Regions from separate parts of the Homo sapiens genome. Here all the other regions are linked to region 2. The links are chromatin loops, found by intact Hi-C in ENCODE. Cell type or tissue: dorsolateral prefrontal cortex. All regions are shown on one strand.

Evidence for each region. A loop is a pair of places that touch in the nucleus more often than their neighbours do. Peaks named below come from ENCODE experiments on the same cell type or tissue, not always from the same donor. Only the 100,000 strongest peaks of a DNase experiment are listed, where the experiment ranks them.
Region 1: it touches region 2 in a loop (4-fold over the local background); 2 of 110 quality-filtered maps call a loop at or near these places.
Region 3: a loop joins it to region 2, with 4 times the contacts of the local background. A loop is called at or near these places in 31 of 110 quality-filtered maps.

What each region holds. Positions count from the first base shown.
Region 1 is chr4:4,993,191-4,998,190 of GRCh38, reverse strand. No RefSeq gene overlaps it. Among named protein-coding and RNA genes, the nearest start is that of CYTL1, 24 kb to the left of the region's middle. RefSeq lists an enhancer at 2,712-2,861. In dorsolateral prefrontal cortex, CTCF peaks have their summits at 2,686 and 2,894 (motif pointing left); a DNase peak (open chromatin) is centred at 2,890; H3K27me3 peaks cover 763 bases.
Region 2 is chr4:4,251,025-4,256,024 of GRCh38, reverse strand. No RefSeq gene overlaps it. Among named protein-coding and RNA genes, the nearest start is that of TMEM128, 5.3 kb to the right of the region's middle. In dorsolateral prefrontal cortex, CTCF peaks have their summits at 1,395 and 3,110 (motif pointing left); DNase peaks (open chromatin) are centred at 1,144, 1,636 and 3,114; H3K4me3 peaks cover 776 bases; H3K27ac peaks cover 2,817 bases.
Region 3 is chr4:4,427,865-4,432,864 of GRCh38, reverse strand. The region is part of intron 7 of STX18 (syntaxin 18); the gene reads left to right. Among named protein-coding and RNA genes, the nearest start is that of NSG1, 43 kb to the right of the region's middle. In dorsolateral prefrontal cortex, a CTCF peak has its summit at 2,087 (motif pointing right); DNase peaks (open chromatin) are centred at 2,104 and 3,814; H3K27ac peaks cover 525 bases.

The DNA of each region.
Region 1 (5,000 bases), 740 kb before region 2:
TAATAGACAAACAGAGAGCCAAATCATGAGTGAACTCCCATTCACAATTGCTACAAAGAGAATAAAATATCTAGGAATACAACTTACAAGGAATGTGAAGGACCTCTTCAAGGAAAACTACAAACCACTGCTCAAGGAAATGAGAGGACACAAACAAATGGAAAAAAAATTCCATGCTTGTGGATAGGAAGAATCAATATCATGAAAATGGCCATACTGCCCAAAGTAACTTATAGATTCAATGCTATTCCCATCAAGCTATCGACTTTCTTCACAGAATTAGAAAAACCTACTTTAAATTTCATATGGAACCCAAAAAGAGCCCATATAGCCAAGACAATCCTAAGCAAAAAGAACAAAGCTGGAGGCATCACACTACCTGACTTCAAACTATACTACAAGGCTACAGTAACCAAAGTAGCATGGTATTGGTACCAAAACAGTCATATAGACAAATGAAACAGAATAGATACCTCAGAAATAACACCTCACACCTACAAGCATCTGATCTTCAACAAACCTGACTAAAACAAGCAATGGGGAAAGGAGTCCCTATTTAATAAATGGTGCTGGGAAAACTGGCTAGCCATATGCAGAAAACTGAAACTGGACACCTTCCTTACACCCTATACAAAAATTAACTTGAGATGGGTTAAGGACTTAAATGTAAAACTAAAAATCATAAAAGCCTTGAAGAAAACCTAGGCAATACCATTCAGGACATAGACATCGGCAAAGACTTCATGACTAAAACACCAAAAGCAATTGCAACAAAAGCCAAAATTGACAAATGGGATCTAATTAAACTAAAGAGCTTCTGGACAGCAACAGAAACTAGCATCATAGTGAAGAGGCAACCTGCAGAATGGGAGAAAAAGTTTGCAATCTACCCATCTGACAAAGGTCTAATATCCAGAGTCTACAAGGAACTTAAACAAATTCACAAGAAAAAAAAAATTCAAAATGTGGGCAAAGGATATGAGCAGGCACTTCTCAAAAGAAGACATTTATGTGACCAAGAAAAATGTGAAGAAAAGCTCATCATCACTGAGAAATGCAAATCAAAACCACAATGAGATACCATCTCAAGCCAGTCAGAATGGCGATTATTAAAAAGTCAGGAAACAATAAATGCTGTTGAGGCTGTGGAGAAATAGGAACACTTTTACACTGCTTGTGGGAGTGTAAACTAGTTCAACCATTGTGGAAGACAGTGTGGTGGTTCCTCAAGGATCTAGAACCAGAAATACCATTTGGCCCGGCAATCCCATTACTTGATATATACCCAAAGGATTATAAATCATTCTACTATAAAGACACATGCACACGTATGTTTATTGCAGTACTATTTTCAATAGCGAAGACTTGGAACCAACCCAAATGCCCATCAATAATAGACTGGATAAAGAAAATGTGGCACATATACACCATGAAATACTAGGCAGACATAAAAAAGAATGAGATCATGTCCTTTGCAGGGACATGGATGAAGCTGGAAGCCATCATCCTCAGCAAACTAACACTGGAACAGAAAACCGAACACCACATGTTCTCACTCATAAGTGGGAGTTGAACAATGAGAACACATGGACACAGGGAGGGGAACATCACACACCGGGGCCTGGGGCCTGTCAGTGGGTGGAGAGCAAGGGGAGGGAGAGCATTAGGACAAAACTGGGTTTAAATTGAACCAGAAGTCTGGGTTTAAATCCTGACGCTGACTCCTCGAAGCATCTCTTGGCTTCAGTTTCCACATCTGTAAAATGGGGTTCATAATAATACCTACTGAATAGAGTTGCGTGAAGAGCCATGTAAGTTATTTCGTGGAGAACATTTGGAGAAGAGGCTGGCACACACCAATGGTTCACCACCGATGGTAGCAACTGTCCTCAGGAGGGTGCCCCCGGGAAGCAGGGAGGCAAGGCTGGCGGCAGACAGATTGAGCCTGAGCAGGGCCTGGACAGGCATTGCCTCTCAGGAAAAGGGTCAGGGAAAATGTGGTATAGCTCAGGGGAAGAGTGAAAGCTTGGCCTGGATACATCGAGCATGAGCATCGACAGCAAAAGCCAGAGGCCCCGAAGCCAGCCAGGCTGTGGAGGGGGAGCCTTGCCAAACGTGATTAATTATAAACAGATTTACGCTTGCAAATGAGGTTCTCTGCTAGCAACTATTTAGGCGGGGATTTTTTACACAAAGCATCAGTGTGACCTCTCTATGTGCATTTCTAAAGTGATTAACGATTCTCCAAGGTCAAGTTGCAGTGGTATGTAGATTCTTAAAAATCGATCTATGCTCGTTAATGCCACCAATAACTGAAGCTGAGAAACTTAACATTGTTTGCCTTTCACAATTATTGCCCTCCAGTCTGGGCATAAAACGTAGGCCAGGACCTGCCAGCAGGCTGCTTCAGCCAGGTTCCTCTCCGACTGTTCGGGGCCCCTGCACCCACCTCTCCTCCACCCAGAGGGACGTTCTCAGGACACTGATCTAACCTGGTGCACCCAGCACACCCAACCCCACAGCCTTCCAGGGTCAGCTGTGCTGACGGAAGTCCCTGGGGTCACAGGAAAGGTCGCCTGGGAGAAGGGCTGGTGTGGGTCTAGCAGCGAGTCCCCGGGGTAACCTAGGCAAACCCCTTCCTCCTTCTCTGCCTGCTTTCCCAGGTGTAAGTAGGGGACCCAGGAGGGGATCATGCTGTGGTTCTCCACGGCCCTGTCCAGCCTCCCTCCTGGGTCCTTTCCCCTGGCTTGGGCAAGGGGTTGGGGTTGGTGGTGCTCACCGATCGTGTTCCTGTCCCTTAAGTTGCAAGGCCCTCAGTGGTGACCTGGGACCAGACGAGGCTGACTGCGGACGTTGTCCCAAACTTCATGCAGAGGGAAAAGCACCGCTGCCCTCTAGCGGCCTTTGGCCAGAATGACCTTGGGCCGAGGTCCTAAAGGGCTGCCTGTGGGGCTCAGTGAAATCCACATTTAACAGCGCTGAGTTCCCACTGCGTGTCAGGACCCAGTGTGCCCAGTGAGGGGCACATGCCTGCCCATGGGAGACTCACTCCTGGAGAGGGATAGGTGCATGGGTTGGGTGGGCGCCACACATAGCGCCTTTTAGCAAAGTGACCTTAACCTTTCTGCATCCCTACTTCATTCATCGTTATAACTGGGCTAAAAATAAAATGACTTCCTTGCAGCAGCTGAGCACCATGACTATGTCCCAGATCCAGCGCCTGCTCGCTGTTCCCACTGCCCCCAGCCTGGACCAAGCCTCCAGCCTCTCTCCCTGTTCTCCCGGCTCCCGCCTTGCGCTGCACCTTTCCTTCTGCACAGGGCAGCCAGGGGACGCACGGAATCCCGCTGCAATCCGACCACGCCATCCTCTGTCCACCACCCTCCAGTGCTTTCCAGCCCACCTGGAGGAAAAGCTGAGTCCCAGCTATGGCCTCTGGGATCCTACAGGATTTTGGGCTGTCACCTCTCAGGTCTCAGGACCTACCTCTCCCCAGCCCACCACAATGCAGCCACACAGCGCCCAGATGCCTGTCCTGGAACGTACAAGCCTTCCCCGGGAGCTCCCTGCCCCCAGGTAGCAGCTCACCTGACGTCCTCAACTTCAGGTTTTCCCTCTGTGTATCCTCCCTGGAATTTCAATTTCAAATTGCAGCTCTCACCTGACAACTCCATCTCCACTTCATTCTTCTCCGCCACACCTGTTGCTATTACAGTCTACAGTTTACTTATTCATTTCACCTAATGGCTGCCTCCCCCAACCAGAATGTCAGCTCCATGGAGACAAGGACTTCTGTCTGTTTCATCCCTGACTGTGCCCTAGCATCTATTATAGTACATAACTCATTGCAGGTGCTCGATAAATATTTGTTAATTAAACAAACACGTGAGTGAACAAGTTTGGATTAGTATCAGCGAGTGAATCTTGGGCGGGGGGGTTGGCAAATGTTATCTCCTAGTATTGTTTCTCTGAGCTAACATCGAATATGAAATGACCAAGGGCGGGTGTCCTCACTGCTGTGGGGCACAGAAATCCCTTTCTCATAGTTTCCTAACCTCAGCAAGGCTCTTGGGGGGTGGGGACGGGCAGGAGGACATAGAAACTGGGATTGGAAATAAATAGGAGTTTTCCCGGGTGAGGCGATGTCCAAGCCAGGAAGCAGCAAGTGTAGAAGTCACAGAAAGGTGCATAGAAAGGGAGCAGGGTCACCAGGGTGGCTGGGACCAAGGGTGTGGGAGTCCAGGGACCCAGGAGAGAAAAGGAGGAGGAAGACAGGTGGTCACTTGGCACACGACTTCGCATTAAAAGCAAGCTCTGCATTGAAAAGCTTGGGTGGGCTGGGTGCGGTGGCTCACACCTGTAATCCCAGCACTTTGGGAGGCTGAGGCGGGTGGATCACGAGGTCAGGAGATGGAGACCATCCTGGCTAACACGATGAGACCCCATCTCTACTAAAAATACAAAAAATTAGCTGGGCATGGTGGCACGTGCCTGTAGTCCCAGCTACTCGGGAGGCTGAGGCAGGACAATCGCTTGAACTCAGGAGGCGGAGGTTGCAGTGAGCCGAGATCACACCACTGAACTCCAGCCTAGCAAGGGAGCGAGACTCTGTCTCAAAAAACAAAAAAAAAAGCTTGGCAGGGCTTAATGTACAGACCACGTGGCGGTAGGTTGGGGTTGGGCAGGAAGGGTTGGAAACCAGGGAGGTGAGTGAGCATTCTTGTGTTCTAGAAAGGTTGCTCTGGTTGCTGTGTGGAGGCTGGAGGATCCAGGGAGCCCCCCAGGAGGCTGCTGCACTAGTCCAGGTGAGAGCCCATGGGCTGTGGGGGGACAGCAGCAGGAGGGCTGAAGAGGAGGTGGCAGGTGGGGGATGGGAAGCCTATGGACCAGAACAATCAGTAGAAGGGCAGGGGAGTGACAGGCATGATTCCTGGATCTTATATGGCCATGACCTGGATGAGTGGAATGGAATCTACCTCCTGTGTCCCTAAATCACTTTT
Region 2 (5,000 bases):
TGCCCTCTTTCTCCTGGCATGGCCACCAGCCTCACCCCTTCAAGGCCGCGTTGCAATGACCTGCTGCTGCTCCCCTGGGAGTGACCATGAGGCCTTCGTGGGCAGCCTTTCCCCACTGCCTGGATTCCACTTTAATATGAATTGTTCCCTTTCATGGGTACTTCCTATATGCCAGGCATAGTAATAAGCCCTTTACATGTATCATTAAGCTTTTCAAAATCTCTAGGAGGGAGGCGTTATTGCTCCCCCTTCATAGATGAGCAGGTGCCGAGAGCTTACGTGACTTGTCCCAGGCCACATGGTAAGTAGCAGAATCAGGACTGATTTGAACTCAGGTGCTGTATGGTAAATGCATCTGATAGCAATAACTTAAGCAGACCCTGGGAATGACCTTTATGGCAGATGCACCTGAATGTGTGTTCCAGATTAGGGAATCCGGGACTGGCCAACCAGAGATTCTTTCCTTGTCATCTGAGCCCCTGTCCTGTCCTGTCCTGTGAAACACGAGCTGTACAGGGGATATTGAAGCCCTGAGTTTTGGGTTGCATGAAGGTTGCTAGGGATAGCGTGGAGGTTGTTAGGGGTGGGTGTCAAAAGAAGATGCTATATAAGCTGCATGCCTTTCGAAAGCAGGTGCAGTTATCCAGGCCAGCCCTGCACCAGCAGACTCTCTCTTGTATGTAACACTCCATGTCTCGTTTGCTCTGGCTCTGGGTCTCTTCTTTAGCTTGTTGAACCTGGCGGTATCTACATTGGAGTCAATAGGGTTTTGGCACAACAGGTGTCTCCTTGATTTCTTTGTATTCTCCTGGCCAGCATTTTCCATTGGTCAGGACCCCCTTCTTGTTTCCCCCTTCCCTTTCTCAGTACTGATTAGATCACTATTAAAAAGATCTTGCAAGTAGGGTTTTAATTAAAAACAACAGGGTTTTCTAAGCGGGTTCCGTGATGGGCCATGTGATCAGAAAGCCTTTATCATGGTTTTATGGATGGTAATATCAGGCACGGCCATCATTCAAATATATAGGGTTTTTTTTGAAAGAGAAAAAAATGAGTCTGCTTTATTTGATCATCTGCAAAGCAGTAACAGACCAAGTTCCAGGCACCGAACAATCAGCCAGTGACAAGACTGACAAGGCTGCAGGGTTCGCCTGGGAAGGGCAGTCGGCCAGGACCCGCCTCCATTGTCCTCTAGGTTTGCCAGCCTGGTAGTGGCCCTCAACCTGAATGGCAGCAATTTAATAAAAGAAATTGTCCTCCCACAGAACTGGAACCCAAATGTTGCCGCACAGCCAGAAATTTCAGGAGTGCTTGGGGACACTTACATAGTCAAGGGTCCTGCCCACCTGGCCTCTCAATCAAGGCCAGCTCCCTCCTACCTCTCCCCTCTTCTTTCTGGTTATAGGAACTGTCCTTTTCCCTGTTCCTGATATTTTGGTTGAGACCAGCATCTCTATTCTCTGTTCTTCTCCCCAACATCCTATTTCAGAAAACAACACACTGTCTGTCCTTAGAGGCTCACTCGCGGCCCTTTTCTGCCAGTGCAGCAGACAGCTGTTGTGCTCACGTTGACTTCGCTTCTGTGAGAAACCCCTCCATCTCGCTGCTTAAATAGAATGCATCCAGAGAAAACCCCAGGCAAAGCGGCGCAGGTGCTGAGAGTCAGAAGTAGGGCTGGCAGGCACTGAAGTGGTGAGTTCCACAGGGATGACGGCGGGCACACCATATGTGACAGACGCACAGTGTCCTCAAAGCTGCATCATGAGCTTCCTGGGCTTCACGCTCACTCAGGCTTGATGGAAATCCTATTTTTCTTTCAATCTTATGAAACAGTTCAGAGGAATTCTAATAGGTTTCTTTCTAAAAAACTGTACGTGTATTTTATGATGATAATGATTATTACTGTCATTATTATTATAGATAGAGACAAGGTCTTATTATATTGCCCAGGCTGGTGTCCAACTCCTGGGCTCAAGCGATCCTCCCGCCTCAGCCTCCTGAAGTGTTGGTATTACAGGTGTGAGCCACTGTGCACAGCCCATTATTACTGTTGTCATTACTGTTACTATTTTGCTTAGGCTGTGTATTAGAGTTCTCTAGAGGGACAGAACTAACAGGACATATATATATATATATATATATATATATATACACACACACATATATACAAATAAAGGAGAGTTTATTATTAATTCAGACGATCACAACGTTACACAATAGGCCATCTGCAGGCTGAGGAGCAAGGAGAGCCAGTCCGAGTCCCAAAACTAAAGAATTGGAGTCCGATGTTCAAGGGCAGGAAGCATCCTGCACAGGGGAAAGATGTAGGCTGGGATGCTAAGCCAGTCTAGCCTTTTCACATTTGTCTGCCTGCTTTATATTCTAGCTGTGCTGGCAGCTGATTAGATGGTGCCCACCCAGATTGAGGGTGGGTCTGCCTTTCCCAGCCCACTGGCTCAAATGTTAATCTCCTTTGGCCACACCCTCGCAGACACACCCAGGATCAATGCTTTGCATCCTTCAATCCCATCAAGTTGACACTCGGTATTAACCATCACAGGCTGGTTAAAGTTGGTTTCTGTCGTGGGTAGAACCTCTCACAGTACAGCTAGTTTGAGTAATGAATGGGTGAGGAATAACTAGGCTCACTTGAAGATGATTCAAGTGATTTTTACCACATAGTATGTCCCCTAAGTGAAAGACACTAACATCGACTGAACACTTTCCATGAAACATGCTTTTCCATTTAGACCCTACAGGGCAAGCCCATTCCAACTCTCTTCATCACATGGTATGAGAAGTAAGAAACAAAACATAGGTATGAACGTATATTGAATATGATCAAACTTAAAAGGTAAACAAATTGGAAAAAAAGTAGACTTGCCACATATTTGAGGTTCAAAGACAGACAGCCTTGATCTATCAAAATATGCAAAAATGAAAATTCCAAAAGGAAAAAGACATATGCATAGTCGATTAACATAAAAAAATCTGTTAGCAAAGAAAAGCAAATTAAAATGGCAGTTCGCCCCGGCCAACAACTATCACTTGGGAAAAATTTATCAAAATGATAAAGCCCGCTGTTGGTGCAAACATTGAAGATGGCCTCTCCTGCCCTCTGCTGGTGGGAATTTAAACTACAGTAGTATGGTAAGTCCTTTCTGGACCTTCTTTGAAAATATCAATCAAAAGTCTTTAAAATGGCCAGGCGCCGTGGTTCACTCCTGTAATCCCAGCACTTTGGGAGGCCGAGGCGGGCGGATCACAAGGTCAGGAGATCGAGATCATCCTGGCTAACATAGTGAAACCCCGTCTCTACTAAAAATGTAAAAAATTAGCCTGGTGTGGTGGCGGGCGCCTGTAGTCCCAGCTACTCAGGAGGCTGAGGCAGGAGAATGGCGTGAACTCGGGAGGCGGAGCTTGCAGTGAGCAGAGATCGCGCCACTGCACTCCAGCCTGGGCAACAGAGCGAGACTCCGTCTCACAAAAAAAAAAAAAAAAAAAAAAAATCCCGTCTCTACTAAAAATACAAAAATTAGCCGAAATTAGCCGGGCATGGTGGCATGCGCCTGTAGTCCCAGCTACTCGGCAGGCTGAGGTAGGAGAATTGCTTGAACCCAGGAGACAGAGGTTGCAGTGAGCTGAGATCATGCCACTGCACTCCAGCCTGGTGACAGAGCAAGACTCCATCTAAAAAAAAAAAAAAAAAAGTCTTTAAAACGTTTGTATCTTTTGATCTAGGGATTCCAATGCTATAGCTTTTACCAGGGGAATAATCACAGCTGTGTAGAAATAGGCACACATTTTATTGTGTTTTTATACAATCAATGGAAGAACTTTTTAAAACTAGCTTTCTTCTTGGAATGAAGAACAGTATCCTAAATGATAGATATTAACATTCACTGAGCACTTTCCATATGCCAGGTACTTTTCTAAGAGCTTTACCTGTATTCTCATTCCTGGAGGCGCTCACAGAATACCTGGGGACCAATGGGGCAGCTACACAGCACAGTGAGAGAACAGGGTGGTACTGGTCTGGCCTCAGAGTTTCAAGTAACAGAAAACAACTGAAATTAAAATTAATTTAAAAAAGGGAAAATTTAACCATCTGTAAAGTCTCAGCAATGGATAATAACAGCTAAGATTTACTGAGAGTTTTCTATGGGCTGCTCTAAAGACTTCGCATGTATTAATACTTTTAATCTTTACCCAATCCTGTGAGGTGGGTATTATTCTTAACCCCATTTTGCAAGTGAGGAAACTAAGGCAAAGAGTGGATAAGATGCTTTCTCAAGGTTCAAAGAGTCAGTAATGACAGGACCGGCAATGACAGCCAGGCAGGCAGCTAGCTCCAGAGCTCAGTTCCTTAACAGGATTAACTAAGGCTTGGCTAGATCTGGGAGGCGGCGCAATGCTACCAAGACCTCTTAGCTTGCCTCTCAGTGCTTCCTTCCCACGTGGGCTCCCATTTCCAGAACAGCAGCCCCAAGCCCAAACTGACCTCAGAGCTCACCATATCAAAGCAACCGTGAACATCTTCCCAGCCTAAGACGTGGAGGATGAGAGGTCTGTTTTGGGTCTTGTGCCCTCCCCTAGGACGGGGTCAGTCTCTGGGATCTGAGCAGGACCACTATAGAAAGCAGCAGTGGTTTCTCAGAGGTAGGCAGACACATGTATATCCATATTGAAGACAAGTTAGCTGTGCTCAAGGACCAAAGTAAGCACAGCTAATGGAGTTCCTGCCGTGTGCTCGGTGTTTGCAAGGTACTGGGGGATACCAAGACATGGTTGTTTCTCCCAATCAACTGGGGGAAACACAGGGCAAAAGGAAAATAACAATAAAGCTTGGTAATTCTTGGAAGAGAGACATGAATAGAGTCACTGGAACCCAGGGACAAGGGAACACTGATCAAGGGGCGAACAGGTGCCGGATCTTGAAGGCCTGGCAAGCCAAATTACTAAGAATAGTAACTACTGCTGTTTGGAGGCAAACTATGTAT
Region 3 (5,000 bases), 180 kb before region 2:
TTGGCCGCCAAGGGCAGAGGACTGGCTCAGCATCCTCTTGCTCTTTGGACTTCCTGTTTCTTCTCCATGCCTGAAATAAAAGACGGAAACCAAATCTCTTTCCTAAAAATGGCATGGACAAGTGAAGACAAAAAAGCCAAAAGGTAGCACAGCCTAGTGGGAACAGTGTACTGTCTGACTGGAGTCCACACGCAGCCTCATCATTGCAGCCCTGGGCCCTCTCACTGCTCTGGACCTCTGTTCCCTCATCTGTGAGATGGGCAAAAAATGGCCACCCCACAGGTGGGGCTAAAGTTTGAGTGAGCTGGCCCATGAGGTGCATGCAACAAAGAGCCAGACACATGGGGTGCTTGAAAAATTCTGTTTCCCCTTCCTTTACCCTTGAGAGTGGCAGGTTGTACAAAGAGGCAGAAGAGCCTCTCCCTGCACAGGATGGAAGAGATTGGGCATAGCTGCCCGTGTGCCATGAGCAGGGAAGGACTGTGGCATGCATGCCATCATGGCAGGGTCAGGGCATGCAGGATGGCAGCTGGAGCTCAGACCATTTTCATATGCCTTTCATATACAATTCAGTTTCACACAGATTTATCCACCCAGATGAGTGGTTTCCCCTTTAAAATCATCGCCTTGAAAGCTTGAAACTGATTCCAGTGATGGTACCATTAGCCCTGACTTTCCTGAGACTTGCTTTGGGGGTTCTCCTTCAGAGCCTGTGATATTTTCTTTGGAATACTAAGCAGAGCTGTCTTTGTCCTTTACAGACAAAAATAATTCTGAACTAAGAAAATGACTCAAACACCTTAAAGTGCCCTGCAAGGTCCTTGCCTTCCTTTCCAGCTTCTTTCATGTTCCAGAATTCACCTTATGACTTGAAATAAGTGCTCACCAAATCCAGCAAATGTGGGACCTAGGCCCTCGAGGTGCACATTGTATAGTCGGTGGTTAGAGGAAGACAGCCGCAGGGATTCCAAGCAGTCATTGCTGTCAGTCAGGTTGAGAGATGAGGAGGGCCTTGAGCCGGGAGTGGCAGTGAAGGTAGTGTTGAGAGCTGTGGTGTAGGAAATGGCCTGCACTGAAGTGTGAGATGAGGAAGGAACCTTGAGCTTTCTGACGTGGGTCATCAGGAGGAGGGAGGGTGCACAGAAGGTGGGCAGGCTGGGGCTGAGCAGGAGATGATGAATTTCATGTAGACAGGTGTGAGTTTGAGGCGCCTGTGGGACATTCATGAGAGGTGTCTATGGGCTCCAGGGCTCGGGCTAGAGAAACGCATGTGGGAGACATCTTACAGCTGATGTTTGAAGGATGGGCTTGCGTGAGGCTCTCTAGAAACATGATGAACAGCGAGAAAGGAGAAGGGGTCATGGACACCACCCTGGGGTACACTCCACTGGAGGGAGGCTGGGGCGGAGAAGCCAACAAAGGAATGTAAAGAGGGATTGGATCATATTCCCGTCCTACAGCCAAATAATGGCAGAAGTTTCTTAAAAATCTCTTAGGTTTTCACCGGTTTATATGAAATCCTTGTATTAGTGGAAATGAGTCGTTTCCCCAAATATTATACCATTGCCCCATTTCTTTGCTAGACAAAAAATGTGTACAGCTCTGTCTCTTCATTAAGAAAGAATACGTTTGTATTTAAGAAGAGTTTACCTTCTGTGTTGGGCTTTTTTTTTCTTTCTTTCTTTTTTAATGCACTCCACCACTCTTCATAAAGGAAATAGCTAGAATAACAATAGTGTGGGTTGTTTGTCTGAGGATTTTTGCCTTTCTCTGGCAGGCAATGGTGAGCTAAGCATGTTAACCTTTACAGCTGCGTGACTTAGCAGCCTGTAGGTGTGAGAGTTGGACCAGAGGAAGGCTAGCAGTGAGGATATTCGTAATCACCTGATGCTCTCATCCTGTGGAGGGATGATGAAAGAACATAGGCTTTGGGACTAGACAGAGTTGGCTATGAATTTATACCACTTACTATCTTTGTAAGCTGAGGCAAGAAATCACTGCCATCAGTGATCTCTTCAGAATCAATACCCCACAGAATTGTCTCAAGCGCTGGATGCAGTAGCACCTGTAAGAGCACCCAGCAGAGGGCAGGGCAGAGCAAATGGTGACTCCCTCCCACCAGAAGGATACTGCCATGTCTGTGCATTGTGGCATGCCCTGCACGTGTTTTAGCAACTGATATGTCAGAGTACGGCTCCTCTCCCCACATTGAGGTTGATGCAGCATGCTTCTGTTTCATTCCACTGTCCCGAGTCATTGTCTAAAGACACCAGCGGCCACTCCCAGTAACACTGGTAGCTCTAGCATGGTAGTATCAATGACTAAAGCAATCAGAATCAGCAGGACTTCCTAATTTTTATTGTGTTACTGCAAGAGGATCGGGCAGAAGGCTGTAATGTTCAGTACTTTTATGACAGGCTATTTAATGTCCAGTTAACTTCTTTCTTAATTGGGAATAATAGCTAAGTACCATATCTTATAGTCTGACTAACTCAAATCTTATTTAAAAGGCTTAACTTTGAAAATAAAGAGAAAGAAATACAACACTGTTGGTTTTAAATTGGAAAATATTGTAGCAAATCGTGGTCATAATTCATAATCACTGTTTCGGAATTTTTCCTCAGGGTAAAATAATGAATTAAGCCCAATAATAGCAATATAATTCATTGTTTCACCCAAAGGAACAGTTATTACATATTTCAAAATGGTTGCAGGGTATTATATGATTTGCACAATAAATTTCCCTATATAACTCATGATACAGGTATATTAATGCCTTTGAGTTTGCAGGTGTTTGTGGTCAGGCTGAGTGGAACCAAATTGTTTTCCAAAGTTACATCAAGAAAATTTCTCCCTTTCTAAACACACATTCACTTTACTTGCCTCAGGTAAAACCACCTGCATTTATTGATGTACTCCTTGGGATAATTTTTTTAAAACATGAATGTGGCTTCTGTTTCTTAAATCCACATGAAAGGCGTCTTCCAAGGCCCTGTCCCCTGAGGTAGGCCTGTAGAAACTCCCAGTGGCTGGCTGGCAGGGCTCGCCAGTTTTCAGCTCATGCATCTAGAACAAGGATTGGTGGAATCTGAATACCACATAGTGAGAGCTGGACAGACCCTGGGGAGGTTCCAGGTTTACAGGGGCACAGCAAATGCTGGCTTCCACCAGAAGGATACGGCAGAGTCCGTCTACTGTCACATTATGGGGATCATAGGGGATCGAGGTGAGGGTCACACAGCCAGAAGTGTGAAGGGGTTTGGTACAGAGAAAGCACGTCTGGAAGAGTCCAGAAAGGGCTGGGCAGGGGACTCCTGAGCTATGAGGGCCAGAGGGCTTTCTGGGATGGTCCCCCTGTGCTCCTCAGCTTTTCTTGGCTCTTTGTGACACAAATACTTCTCTTGGCGTCATTTTATACTGAAAGGCCTTTGTAGGAGTGATTTTCTTTTGAAAATTATAGTAAAGAGGATTAGATTAGAAAAGGATTTCTATAACAATATATTCACAATGTGGATTTGTATCCTTTAAACCAGATTAGAAACCTTTTAGCAGGGCTTGATTGGAAAGTCTAACTGACTTCTAAATGGGATAAAGCAGTTGAATAATGATATTGTCTAATGCGCATGTGACACATACCATGTGCCAAGTACTGCTCTGAGCCCTTCAGCATATGTTCATTTATGCAACCCATATGGAGAGAGTATTGCTGGCCCCGTTTTACAGAGAGCTTAAGTCACCAGCCCTAGGTCACATAGGTCCCAAGTCCTAGGCTGTTCAACATGATGCTGTGCTGCCATGGTTGGAGGGTGGGGGAGAGTGCTGGTCTAGCTGAAGGAAAGCATTGTGTTTTGGTAGGAGACCGTAACAGCGTAGAGCAGATGGGCCAATGCAGGGAGCCCAGAGCAGCGGCTGGCAACCACCATGCATGGAGGGCCCAACCTGCCCACCGTACCCACCATCTAGGCCTCTCACCTTCCTTTGCAATTCCATAGGAAAATAAGAATTTCCTTGATTGTGTTCAGGTTTGTCTTCACAAAGCATCTAGATACCCATCTGTCGTGCTGACCTTGGAGACCAGGTCTTTCATTCAGCACCGCACCTTGCAAAGTGTGGCCACAAAGAGACAGATACTAGCTAGTGAGGCTCAGCGAGCTCTGGAAGAAGATGCTATGGGTGCATTTCCCAGTGCCTGGGAGAGTGAAATGGCTGAGAGCCACAGCAGGCCTCTAGGACTTTGAGACTAGAGGGTAGAAGGGGTCCCACAGCATCTGACCGCTCATTTTGCATATCCAGAAACTGACACCCAAGAGATTAAATCATGATAGACAGCCTTCACCGAGAGCTTACTATATGCCATGCACTTTGGTAGACAACTCACATGTATTCACTCATGTATTCCTTCTAACAACCCCACTACTTAAGTACTGTTACTATCCCCATTTTAGTGACAAAGACAGAGACGCCCAGAGATTGTGACCTCCAAAACAGCTTACTGCTTAGAAGGTGAGGGGCTGGAAGTCCAGCCGTGACTTTGCATCCTCAGGGTCAGGCAGAAAAGGATAAGAATCACCACATCTGTCCCCAAAGAAACTGACAGGCCCACCAGAAGCCAGTGACTGGCCCAGCATTGCCCCAGGGTTCCTATAAGGCCCCCAGAACTGGCTCCCATATCCACGTGGTACATCCACCACTATGCCTGCCACCTGGCAACAGACGAAGGGAGGCACACAGGTTTGCCATTTAGACAGCGTTGGAAGCCATACTGAAACCTGGTACAAGTCAGTGTTGTCAGCAGCCTTGCCATGATCTAATTGTCCTGGGCCCTGCCAGCCTCCTTAAGTAATAGTGACCTTGTAGTTGTCTGGGAAATAGGCCTTTTGTTTTTTAAACACAGAGGCGGCTCTCCATTAAAACTCCTGGCCGTTGGCAAACCTCTCTCCTCAGCCCTTAGCACCTTTGATCCTTGAGGCACCTGCTTCTCTTCCTCTAGGGACTAGGTA